Regions from separate parts of the Homo sapiens genome. Here region 1 is linked to region 2. Evidence: chromatin loops called from intact Hi-C (ENCODE). Cell type or tissue: dorsolateral prefrontal cortex. All regions are shown on one strand. Each heading gives the region's core, and the rest is flanking DNA. Links, peaks and the distances in the headings are about the cores only.

Region 1 (5,391 bases), core at 170-5,169, 50 kb after region 2:
ATGTGGTTTTTAGCCCCTTATTAATGTGGTATATCACATTGATTGATTTTTGTATGTTAAGCCATCCTATCATTCCAGGAATATATCCCACTTGGTCATGATGTATAATTACTTTAATGTGCTATTGAATTTGGTTTGCTAGTATTTTGTTACGAATGTTTGCATCAGTATTTATCAGGGATCCTTGTGGTTTTCTTGTAGTATCTTTGTCTGCTTTAGGTATCAGAGTAATGCTGGCCTCAAAAAAATGAGTTTGAAAATTTTCCATCTTTTTCAATTTTTTTGTAAGAGTTTGAGAAGAAGTGGTGCCAATTCTTCTTTAAATGTTTGATATAATTCTCCAGTGAAACCATCTGGTCCGGGGCTTTTCTATATTGGGAGGTTTTTGATTACTTACTTAGTTTCCTTTCCAGTTACCATATTCCCCTATTATCTGAGAGTTCACTTTCTGCAGTTTCAGGTACTGGCAGTCAACTGCAATCTGAAAATATTAAATGGAAAATTGCGGAAATAAACAATAAGCTTTAAATTGCATGTCATTCTGAGTAGCATGATAAAATCTCCCACTGTCCCATTTCATCCCACCCAGAACTTAAATCATCCCTTTGTCCAGCATTTCTACGTATACACTACTCCCCCATTACTGTATAGGAAAATACATGGCATATAGAGGGCTCAGTACTATTCAGGGTTTCAGGCATTCACTGGCGGCCTTGGAATGTATTCCCCATGTATAAGGGGGAACTGCTATATTGCTATGTTCAGATTGTTTATTACTTTATGATTCAGTCTTGGTAGATGGTATGTTTGTAGGAATTTATTCCTTTTAGATTATCCAATTTACTGGCATATGCTTATTCATAGCAATATATTATAATCCTTTTTATTTGGACATCAGGTATAATATCTCCTCTTTCATTTTGATTTTTGTTATTTGAATCCTCTATATTTAGTCTGAGGATTTATCAATTCTATTGGTCTTTAAAAAAACTCAATTTTTGTTGTTTTTTTCTATTATTTTTCTATTCTCTAATTTGTTTATTTTTACTCTAGTCTTTATTATTTCCCTCTTTCTCGCAACTTTGGGTTTAGTTTGTTTTTCTAGTTCCTTGAGGTGTAAAGTTAGGTTGTTAATTTCTTTCTTCCTTGTTAACGTAGGTATTTACTGCTATAAAATTCCTTCCTAGTATTGCTTTTGCTGCATCCTATATGTTTTGCAATGTGAATCTCAATTGATAGAGGTTTATTTAGCCAAAGTTTGAGGACATGCCCAAGAAAAACATGGGTCACAGTAGCATTTGTGCCCTGTGCTTTTCCAAAGAGCATTTTGGGAACTTCAGTATTTAAAGGGGAAATAGCAAAAATGAGGCTCTGATTAGTGCTCAGCACATCTACATTTTATTTATTTGTTTTAACTTCTTAAAATTTTACTTTTTAAATAAACATATGGTAAAATTGACGTTGTATGTGAGTACAGTTCTATGAATTTTGACACATGTATACATTTATGTAACCACTGCCATAATGAGAATACAAAACAGTTCCGTCACCCCAGAGAACTCCCTCATGTCATCCTTTTGTAGTCAATATCCCTAGTCCCACCCGTAACACTAACCTTTAGCAAGCACTACCCTGTTACCCATCACCAAAGTTTTGTCTTTTCCACAAGGTCACATAAATGAAATCCTACCGTATATAATCTTTTGAGACTGGCGTCTTTCACTCTGCATAATGCCTCGAAGACTCATCCAAGTTGTTGCATGTAAACATATTATTATTATTATTATTATTATTATTATGGCTGAGCAGAATTCCACTGTGTGAACATAACCCGTTTTGTTTTGTTTTGTTTTGTTTTGTTTTTCACCCATTGTAGAGCATTTGGCTGTTTCCAGTTTTTGATAATTAAGAATTAAGCTTCTATAATCATTCTTATACAGGTTTTGGGGTACAGATATGTTTTCATATTGTAATGCTTAGGTAATTCCTAGAAGTAAGGTTGCTGAGTCAACCGGTAGATGTGCCTGTAACTTTATGAGAAACTGCCACACTGTTTGCCAGAGTATTTTCAAATTTCAGCCATTCTAATATGTGTATAGGGTATTTTATCATGATTTTAATCTACATTTTTCAAATGGCCAATGATGCTGAACATCTTTTCATGTGCTTATTTGCCGACCCTACGTCCCCTTTGGTGAAGTGTCTGTTCAGGTCTTTTGCTCATTTTAAAAATTGGACTGCTTGTTCTCTCAATATTGAGTTTTGAGAGTCCTTAATATATTCTGAGTGCAAGTATTTTGCTGGATATGTGATCTGTAAATATTTTCTCCCAGTCTGTAGTTTGCCTTTTTATTCTTTTAACAGTGTCTTTCTAAAAACAAGGTTTTAATTATGATGGTGTGATTTATTTTTTCTGTTATAGATCATGATTTACCCCTTTAGTTATAAAAATTTTATAATTTTATATTTTACATTTAAATGTGTAACTTAGTTTGAGTTAATTTTGGTATAAGGTATTGAGAGGTGTAGCCAGCTGGGCTTCTGGGTCAGGTGGGGACTTGGAGAACTTTCCTGTGTCTAGCTGAAGGATTGTAAATACACCAATCAGCACTCTGTAAAAACACACCAATCAGCGCTTTGTGTCTAGCTAAAAGATTGTAAATGCACTAATCAGCACTCTGTAAAAACGTACCAATCAGTGCTTTATGTCTAGCTAAAGGATTGTAAATGCACCAATCAGCACTCTGTAAAATGGACCAATCAGCAGGACATAGATGGGGCCAAATAAGGGAATAAAAGCTGGCCACCCAAGCCAGCAGCAGCAACCTGCTCGGGTCCCTTCCATCCACACTGTGGAAGCTTTGTTCTTTCACTCTTCACAATAAATCTTGCTGCTGCTCACTCTTTGGGTCCGCACCACCTTTAAGAGCTGTAACACTCACTGCGAAGGTCTGCGGCTTCATTCTTGAAATCAGCGAGGCCGTGAACTCACCAGAAGGAAGAAACTCTGGATACATCTGAAGGAACAAACTCCAGACACACCATCTTTAAGAGCTGTAACACTCACCACGAAGGTCCCAATTCTTGAAGTCAGTGAGACCAAGAACCTACCAGAAGGAACCAACTCCAGACACAGTATGAGATTTAGGTCAAGGTTCATTTTCTTGCATTTAGATGTTTGAATGCTTCAAACACCGTTTATTCAGAAGACTGTCCTTTCTCTGATGAATTGCCTCTGCAAATTTATCAAAAACTCAGTTGGTAAAACTGTAGTTGCCCATGGGTATATGCAGCAGAGCAGAACTTTCTGAAGTAATGGAAATGGGAATACACGTTACAGGGTGTGTTATGTGGGCATATGCATTTGTCAAAACATCAATTTACACACTTTAAGTCAGTGAATTTTACTGTATGTGAGTTATACTTCAATTAAAATATCAGTTGGCCATATTTCTGTAGGTTTATTTCTGGAAGTCTATTCTATGCTGTTGATCTACATGTTTATCTTTTTGCCAATACCATGCTGTCTTTATTTTTTATTATTTTATTTTATTTTTGAGATTGAGGCTCGCTCTGTTGCCCAGGCTGGAGTGCAATGGTGCAATCTCAGTCACTGCAACCTCTGCCTCCCAGGTTCAAGCTATTCTCCTGCTTCAGCCTCCCAAGTAGCTGGGACTCCAGGCACATGCCACCATGCCTGGCTAATTTTTGTATTTTTAATAGAGACGAGGTTTCACCATGTTGGCCAGTCTTGTCTTGAACTCCTGGCCTCAATCAATCCGCCTGCCTCAGCCTCCCAAAGTGCTGGGATTACAGGTCTGAGCCACTCCCGGCCAACCATGCTATCTTGATCTCAATTACTTTAGCTTTATAGAAACCTTGATGAAGTGGAAAAGTGTGATTCCTCCAACTCTGTTCTTTTTCAAAATTGTTTTGGCTATTCTTGTTTCTTTGCCTTTCCATATACCTTTAGAATCACCTTAGTTCTACCTACAAAAATCTTGTTGGGATTTTGATTAGGTTTGTGCTAAATTTATAGATTAATTAGGGGAAGATTCACATCTTCACAATACTATCTTCCAATTTTGAACATAGTATGTTTTTTTCATTTATTTAGGTCCTCTTTATTTCATTAGCATTTTATAGTTTTCAGCATACCCTCTAATTGTTTACATAAATATTTATTAGATTTATATGTAAGTATTTCAATTTTTTGGAATTGTTTTAAATATCATTTTTGGAGTTATTTTAAACAGCATTTAAAAAATATTTGGTTTCCAGCTCCTTATTGCTAACACATAAAAATATGATCCATTTTTTTACATGTACTCTACAACTTTGCTAAATACATTCATTAGTTGTAGGAGGTTTGTATGTATGCTATTTCTTGGGATTTTTCATGTAAACAATAATTTCATTTGTGAACAGGGACAGTTTTATTTCTTCTTTTCCAGTCAGGATATCTTTATTTCTTTTCCTTGCCTGATTGCTCTGGCTTGGAATTCCAGTATGGTGTGAAATAGGAATGGAGATAGAAGTTTGCCTTGTTTTCATTCACAGGAGGAAAGCATTCAGTCTTCATCATTAGATGTGATCCTTGTTGGTTTTCCAATGATATGTCCTTTATTAGGTTGACAAAAGTCTCTTTTTGTAGCAAATCTACATTTTACATGTCAAAAGAGGGAGTAGATGAAAAAAGTAAATTACATATTCATCTCATACTCAGTGAATCTACATTTTACTAAATAAGTTGAAGTAAACATAAAAAGAGGAAGCAGAGGAAAAGTCAATTATGCATTAATCTCAGGGTAGGTGAAGAGATAATTTCTGGTCTTGTCCTTGTCCTGTACCCGCAAAGATAAGCTGGTAGTTGACATTGTGAGGGTGAGAGTCAACAGAGCTCAGTTTTAGGGCTAGTTTATAGGAGGGATATAGATCCTGAACGATTTAGGGCCTCACGTTTATACTTATTGTATCTTCCCTATGAATTGGCCCTTTTATTGTTGTATAATGTCCTTTTTTGTTTCTTCTGACAGTTTTGACTTAAAATCTATTTGTCTAATATTGGTATAGCTACCTCTGTTCTCTTTTGGTTACTATGTGCATGGAATATCTTTTTCCATTCTTTCATTTCAGCTTATGTGTGCCATTATATCTAAAGGGAATCTCTTGTATACATCAGATAGTGAGGTCTTGTTTTTTAATTCCTTCAGCCATTCTGTCTTTTGATTGAGGCATTTAATCCATTTACATTGAAGCAATTACTGATTGGGAGAGACTTTCTGTTGTCATTTTGTTAACTGTATTCTGTATATGTTGTATCTATCTATTCCTCTTTTCCTTTTTCCTTTTTATTTGCTGCCTTCTTTTGTGTTTCATTGATTTTTTTTT
Region 2 (5,391 bases), core at 268-5,267:
ACAAAGCTGTTAGAAATTAACCATAAGAGAGTTAGTGTGAGAGCTGGGTGTGGTGGCTTGCATCTGTAGTCCTAGCTACTGAGGAGGCTGAGATGGGAGGATCCCTTGAGCCCAGGAGTTTGAGACCAGCCCGTGCAATATAGTGAGACCCTGTCTCAAAAAGAAAAAAAAAAAGTTGGTGTGGACAAGGAAGGCTTATTGAGGAAGAAGAAATTTGAAGAGAAATCATCTGAACTGTGTTTTTAAGAAAGGGTAGGAGTTGGCTGGTGGAAAAGAGCCAAAAACTGATTCCAGGTGATGGGAGCTACGTGAACCAAGGCAAGGGGATAGAATATATCAGATGTATTTAGGAGAAAATATATTTTATAACACTATATATAAGATACGTGCTTTATATAATTATAGCCTCATTCTTCATATGGAGACCTTGAAGTAAGAAAACAAACATTTTTAGCTCTGTGTCTCACATGGTAAGGTATTGGTAAAGCTGAGCCTTCTGCCAATGAATTTTTTTTCCATTCCTCTTCAGAAATAATCGCTTTCCATTTAAAAAGTAATAATTCAATTTAGAAAGAATCAAAATATAAAGTAGAGAAAAAATCTCACATATTCCTATCATGCAAATATGACTAAAGTTAACATTTTGGTCTCTTCCTCCCAGTCCTTGAATATGTATCAGTAGTATACATAACACATTAACCTAGAGAGTAATCATAGTGTATGTGCTATTTTGTGCTTTTCTACCATAACCTAAGCACTAATCTGTGCCATAATATGTCATCATTATCATAGTTTTATTTATTTTTATTATTTTTAATTTTGAGATGGAGTCTCGTTCTGTCACCAGGCTGGAGTGCAGTGGTGTGATCTCGGCTCACTGCAACCGCCGCCTCCTAAGTTCAAGTGATTCTCCTGCCTCAGCCTCCCGAGTAGCTGGGACTACAGGCATGTGCCACCATGCCCAGCTAATTTTTGTATTTTTAGTAGAGACGGGGTCTCACTATGTTGGCCAGAATGGTCTCGATCTCTTGACCTCATGATCCGCCCACCTTGGCCTCCCAGAGTGCGGGGATTACAGCTGTGAGCCACCGCACCTGGCTATCATAGTTTTAAAGGTTGAATAATATTCTAAGTAGATAATGTACCATGATTTACTTATTTAGGGTTTGTTATTAATAGCAAATTAAAAAATTCCTAGGTCAAAATGCATGACCTGTGTTACAACTCCTATTATATATATGGTTTTCTGGAAGGTCAATATTGATTTTGGCATATATAGACTGGGCTTCTCTGGGTTGTTGTAAAAGTTCTATGTCATTGAACTACAGAAAGAGGGTGAGGGGATTTCTAACAATTAGGGCCAGTGTTTTCTTCACCTCTAAACCGCATCCCCATCCTAGTGTCTGCTTGGCTTTGCAACACCATCCTTATCCTGAGAGCTTTGTTGATGCCTGGGGATATTCAGAAATTTTCGACTTGGAACCCTTCCAAGACATTTGCTATTTTATTCTCTATTTGTTTTTCTTAAGCAACTAACTAAATAAGAATAACATTTCAACCTCTTTCTACTCCCCACAGCATTTTTTCCTGCCTGCACCACCTCTGCCTACAGTTTAACCATGGGGTTGCTTCTTATATTTTAAAGCTAAATACAAAAGCACAGTTCTGAGAAGCAGCCAAGTTCTGCAGCCAAGTTTGAAGAATAAAACTTTAAAACAGCTCTTCTGTCACACACTTGAGAGGGGAGGCAGGCTTTGCTATAAATAAGTCACATTCCATTTCTATCTCATCCTTTGCAGTCCTCTTGGGTAATGCTTTTTGTATATGACTACAGTGTTCTCGAACTGCCCACTCACCCCTTTCAACCTTCCATTTTGTGCCTCACTTTATTTAAATGTTCAATAGTTTTGGAGTTTAGGGACCCTGCATGAAAGGAGTAGACCTTTCCTTTCATTCTTCAGGCTTAGATGTAATGAGATTCAGTGGCTAACTTATTAGAAACTATACTTTCTCTTTGTCTGTAACGTTTTCAGCAGCTGCCTGGATTAGTTTCCTATTGCTGCCATAACAAATTGCCACAAATGTAATGGCTTAAAACAAGGCCAGGCACAGTGGTGCATGCCTGTAATTCCAGCACTTTGGGAGGCTGAGATGGGATTGCTTGAGCTCAGGAGTTCAAGACCAGCCTGGCCAACATGATGAGACCCCATCTCTATTTAAAAAAAAAAAAATACAAAAGTTGTCTGGGTGTGGTGGCGTGCACCTGTAATCCCAACTACTCAGGAGGCTGAAGTGGGAGGATCACCTGAGCCTGGGGAGCTCAAGGCTGCAGTGAGCCATGATCGTGCCACCGCATTGCAACCTGGGTGACAGAGTGAGACCCTGTCTCAAAAAACAAAAAACCAAGAAACCCCACAAATGCATTTTCTTATAATTCTAGAAATCAGGAGTGAAAAATGATTTGGCAGAGCTGCATGCCCTCAGGGGGCTCTAGGAGAATTCATTTCCTCCCCTTTTCCAGCTTCTAGAGGCTGCCTACATTCCCTAAGTCATAGCCCCACATCAGTCCCACCTCTACTCTTGGCATCATATCTCCTTCTCCAACTCTGACCTTCCTTTCTCTCTCTTATAGGACCCCCGGTGATTACATGGAGCCCACACACATAATCCAGGGGTACCTCCCCATCTCAGAGTCCTTAACTTAGTCCCACCTGCAGAGTCTCTTTTGCCAAGTCAAATAACATATTTATAGGTTTGTGGGATTAGGGTGTGGACATCTTTGGAGGGCCGTTATTCTACTTATCACACTGTCTTAGAAAAGGAAAGGAAAATAATTTTGGAATTTTTGTCTTTTTCATAGCTAGGGAGGAGGTACGCTGAAGTTTTGTTTTTCCTTCCTGTATTTGTGATGGTTGATATGTGGCAATCTAAACTAAGTCTGGGATGTCTGTTTGTATTGGCTGAAGTTCATTGGAGGGCAGAAAAGAGGAGAGTTTCAGAGACTGGCAGTGAGGATGGGAGGGTGGCTTAAAGACCTTCACAACCTGCTCACTGGGTGCTCCTGTTAGGCCCCACAAACAAGCCCATGCCATCGAGGAGAAGTGACCAAGCAGATACATTCAAAATGAATAAAAGGAAGACCTCATTTACTGTAGTCCCATCCAGTGTGGCTTCCTTATAGGACTATTTGTCTCTAATTATTTTATTTATTTTTTATTTTTTCAGAGAGAGTCTCACTCTGTTCCCCAGGCTGGAGTGTAATGGTGTGATCTTGGCTCACTCAGCCTTGACCTCTGGGGCTTGATCCTCCCGTCTCAGCCTTCCCATAGCTGGGACTACAGGCATGCACCACCACACCTGGCTAATTTTTAAACTTTTTTGTAGAGACAGGGTCTCACTGTGCTGCCCAGGCTGGGCTTGAACTCCTGGGCTCAAGTATATCCTCCCTCCTCAGCCTCCCAACATGCTGAGATTACAGATGTGAGCCACCATGCTTGAACTATATTTTAAAAAAATATTAATTATGATACTAAACAATACAGTGAATAAATAACCTTCTCATGACTGTCCATCTGGCATAGTAGAAGACTTTATGTGCTTTTTTCAAACAATGAGAGAAAGTGCTGGCATATCGCACTTCCCTTAGCTTGAGAGACATGTGCCAATCTGCTTGTTGACTCTGCCAAGGCCTCTCTTTCCGTCATTTTCCATGTTCTGGTCAGGATTTGTGACATATAGTGGCTGACAAAAGGCACACAAGTGATAGTGTTGGTGGCCAATCTGCCAGGGAAGAGTCTGACCCTGGGCGCTAATGTGACTCAAGGTAGATGAGCCCTTCGAGGAGCTAGTCAAGGAAACAGATGATAAAGTCTAACTATCAGTGAGCGAGCAGGGGGTGAGCATTTTCTTTCTGAAGGGAGTTATTACTGTCATTAACTTCATTGCGTTGCTGGGAAGGAGGGGTCAGTAGTTGAAACAAAAGTCTCCTATGGCTGATGACATGTTACAACTTTAGGACAGTTGTCAGCAAGCAACTTGCTGTTGGGCCTAATCTGTCCCCATGCCTTTGATCCCTTGAGCCTCAGGATGGTTTCTACATTTTGCAATGGTTGAAAAACTTTAAAAGAGAAGCCATATTTTGTGACATGTGAACATTATGTGAAATTCAAATTTCAGTATCTGTATATCAAGTTTTATTGAAACACAGCCACATCATTTGTTTATGAATTATCTATGGCTTTTTTTTTTGAGCTACCACGGAGGAGTTGAGTGGTTGTGACAGAGACTGTCCGTATGACCGGTGAAGCCTAAAATATTTACTAACTGGCTTTTTACAGAGAAGTTTGCAGCTTCTGTTTTCGGAGATTTGAAAGAGACTGAAAAAGCATCGGCAAATGTCCTTGTTGGGACAATATTTCCATAGGAACCAAGACCCAGTGATTCCATGTGGTGCTGATTTATTTCCAGGAACCCATGGAGGGTCTAACTGGGGAGGGGGTATACAAGATAAATTAGAAACAAGTGCACATTCCTGTACTACAAAAAATATACAAGACCTGCCATTCACCCCTCAAATAATATGTTTCCTTTCCTGAGGGGTCACATAATTTATGCCAGTACATTATTGATGAGATTTTTGTTTGTTTTTTTAAAATAAAAAACAGGCATATTGAGCTGCTGGAAGTGTTGAGCTGGCTGTTCTGAAATATCCCACTAGGATATTCCACTTGCTGGCTGGCTACCTCCATCTCAGATGCAATGTCCAAATGGCTGTCAATTTCTGCAGGACCCACTTTGTGCCAGGCATTGGGCCAGTGCTTTGGGCACGTGAATTGCTCACACTGAGAGCACTGCTGTAAAATCATTGTTATTCCCATGCCGCATATGAAGAAAGGAGCTTACACTGGGTAAACCCATGCCTGGGCCTCCCCTGTAAGTGGGAATCCCGAGTTGCAGGTCAGGCTGTCTCTTCTTCACAGACCATGCTCTTTCACAAGACCTGGAAGGAACAAGACAACCACCTGGGGAGCTGCTTACTTCTGATCTTTCCTCTGGGATGCCAGGGCTATCACAACCTCATAGGCAAGATACTCTAATCACTGAGTTATGGTGTTCGGTGATAATATCGACTTCCATTTTTATAATTTCTTCTAGCACTCTGCATCCTGCATGTTATATTTGTAAAAGGCCTGTGAAAAACATAAGGCAGACATATCTATTTCTGCTTTGTAAATGAGGAAACTGAAGCTCAGGGGTAAAGAGGCCTTTCTAGGCTCAACCAGCTTTTAGTGGCAGAGCCAGACCTCTTGACCTGGGGTCTGGTGCCTGTACACTACTTCCCATGGGCCAGGTCTTTGGGAATAGAGCTGCGTCACTCACACTTACCTTAGC

What was found. Hi-C counts contacts between places; a loop is a spot of excess contacts. Peaks named below come from ENCODE experiments on the same cell type or tissue, not always from the same donor. Only the 100,000 strongest peaks of a DNase experiment are listed, where the experiment ranks them.
Region 1: it touches region 2 in a loop (5-fold over the local background); 2 of 110 quality-filtered maps call a loop at or near these places.

What each region holds. Positions count from the first base shown.
Region 1 is chr14:72,034,432-72,039,822 of GRCh38, forward strand. The region is part of intron 2 of RGS6 (regulator of G protein signaling 6); the gene reads left to right. Among named protein-coding and RNA genes, the nearest start is that of RGS6, 100 kb to the left of the region's middle. In dorsolateral prefrontal cortex, for the core only: no CTCF peak of the experiment used is centred there; no DNase peak of the experiment used is centred there.
Region 2 is chr14:71,984,322-71,989,712 of GRCh38, forward strand. All of the region lies in intron 2 of RGS6 (regulator of G protein signaling 6), which reads left to right. Among named protein-coding and RNA genes, the nearest start is that of RGS6, 55 kb to the left of the region's middle. In dorsolateral prefrontal cortex, for the core only: no CTCF peak of the experiment used is centred there; no DNase peak of the experiment used is centred there; H3K27ac peaks cover 1,613 bases.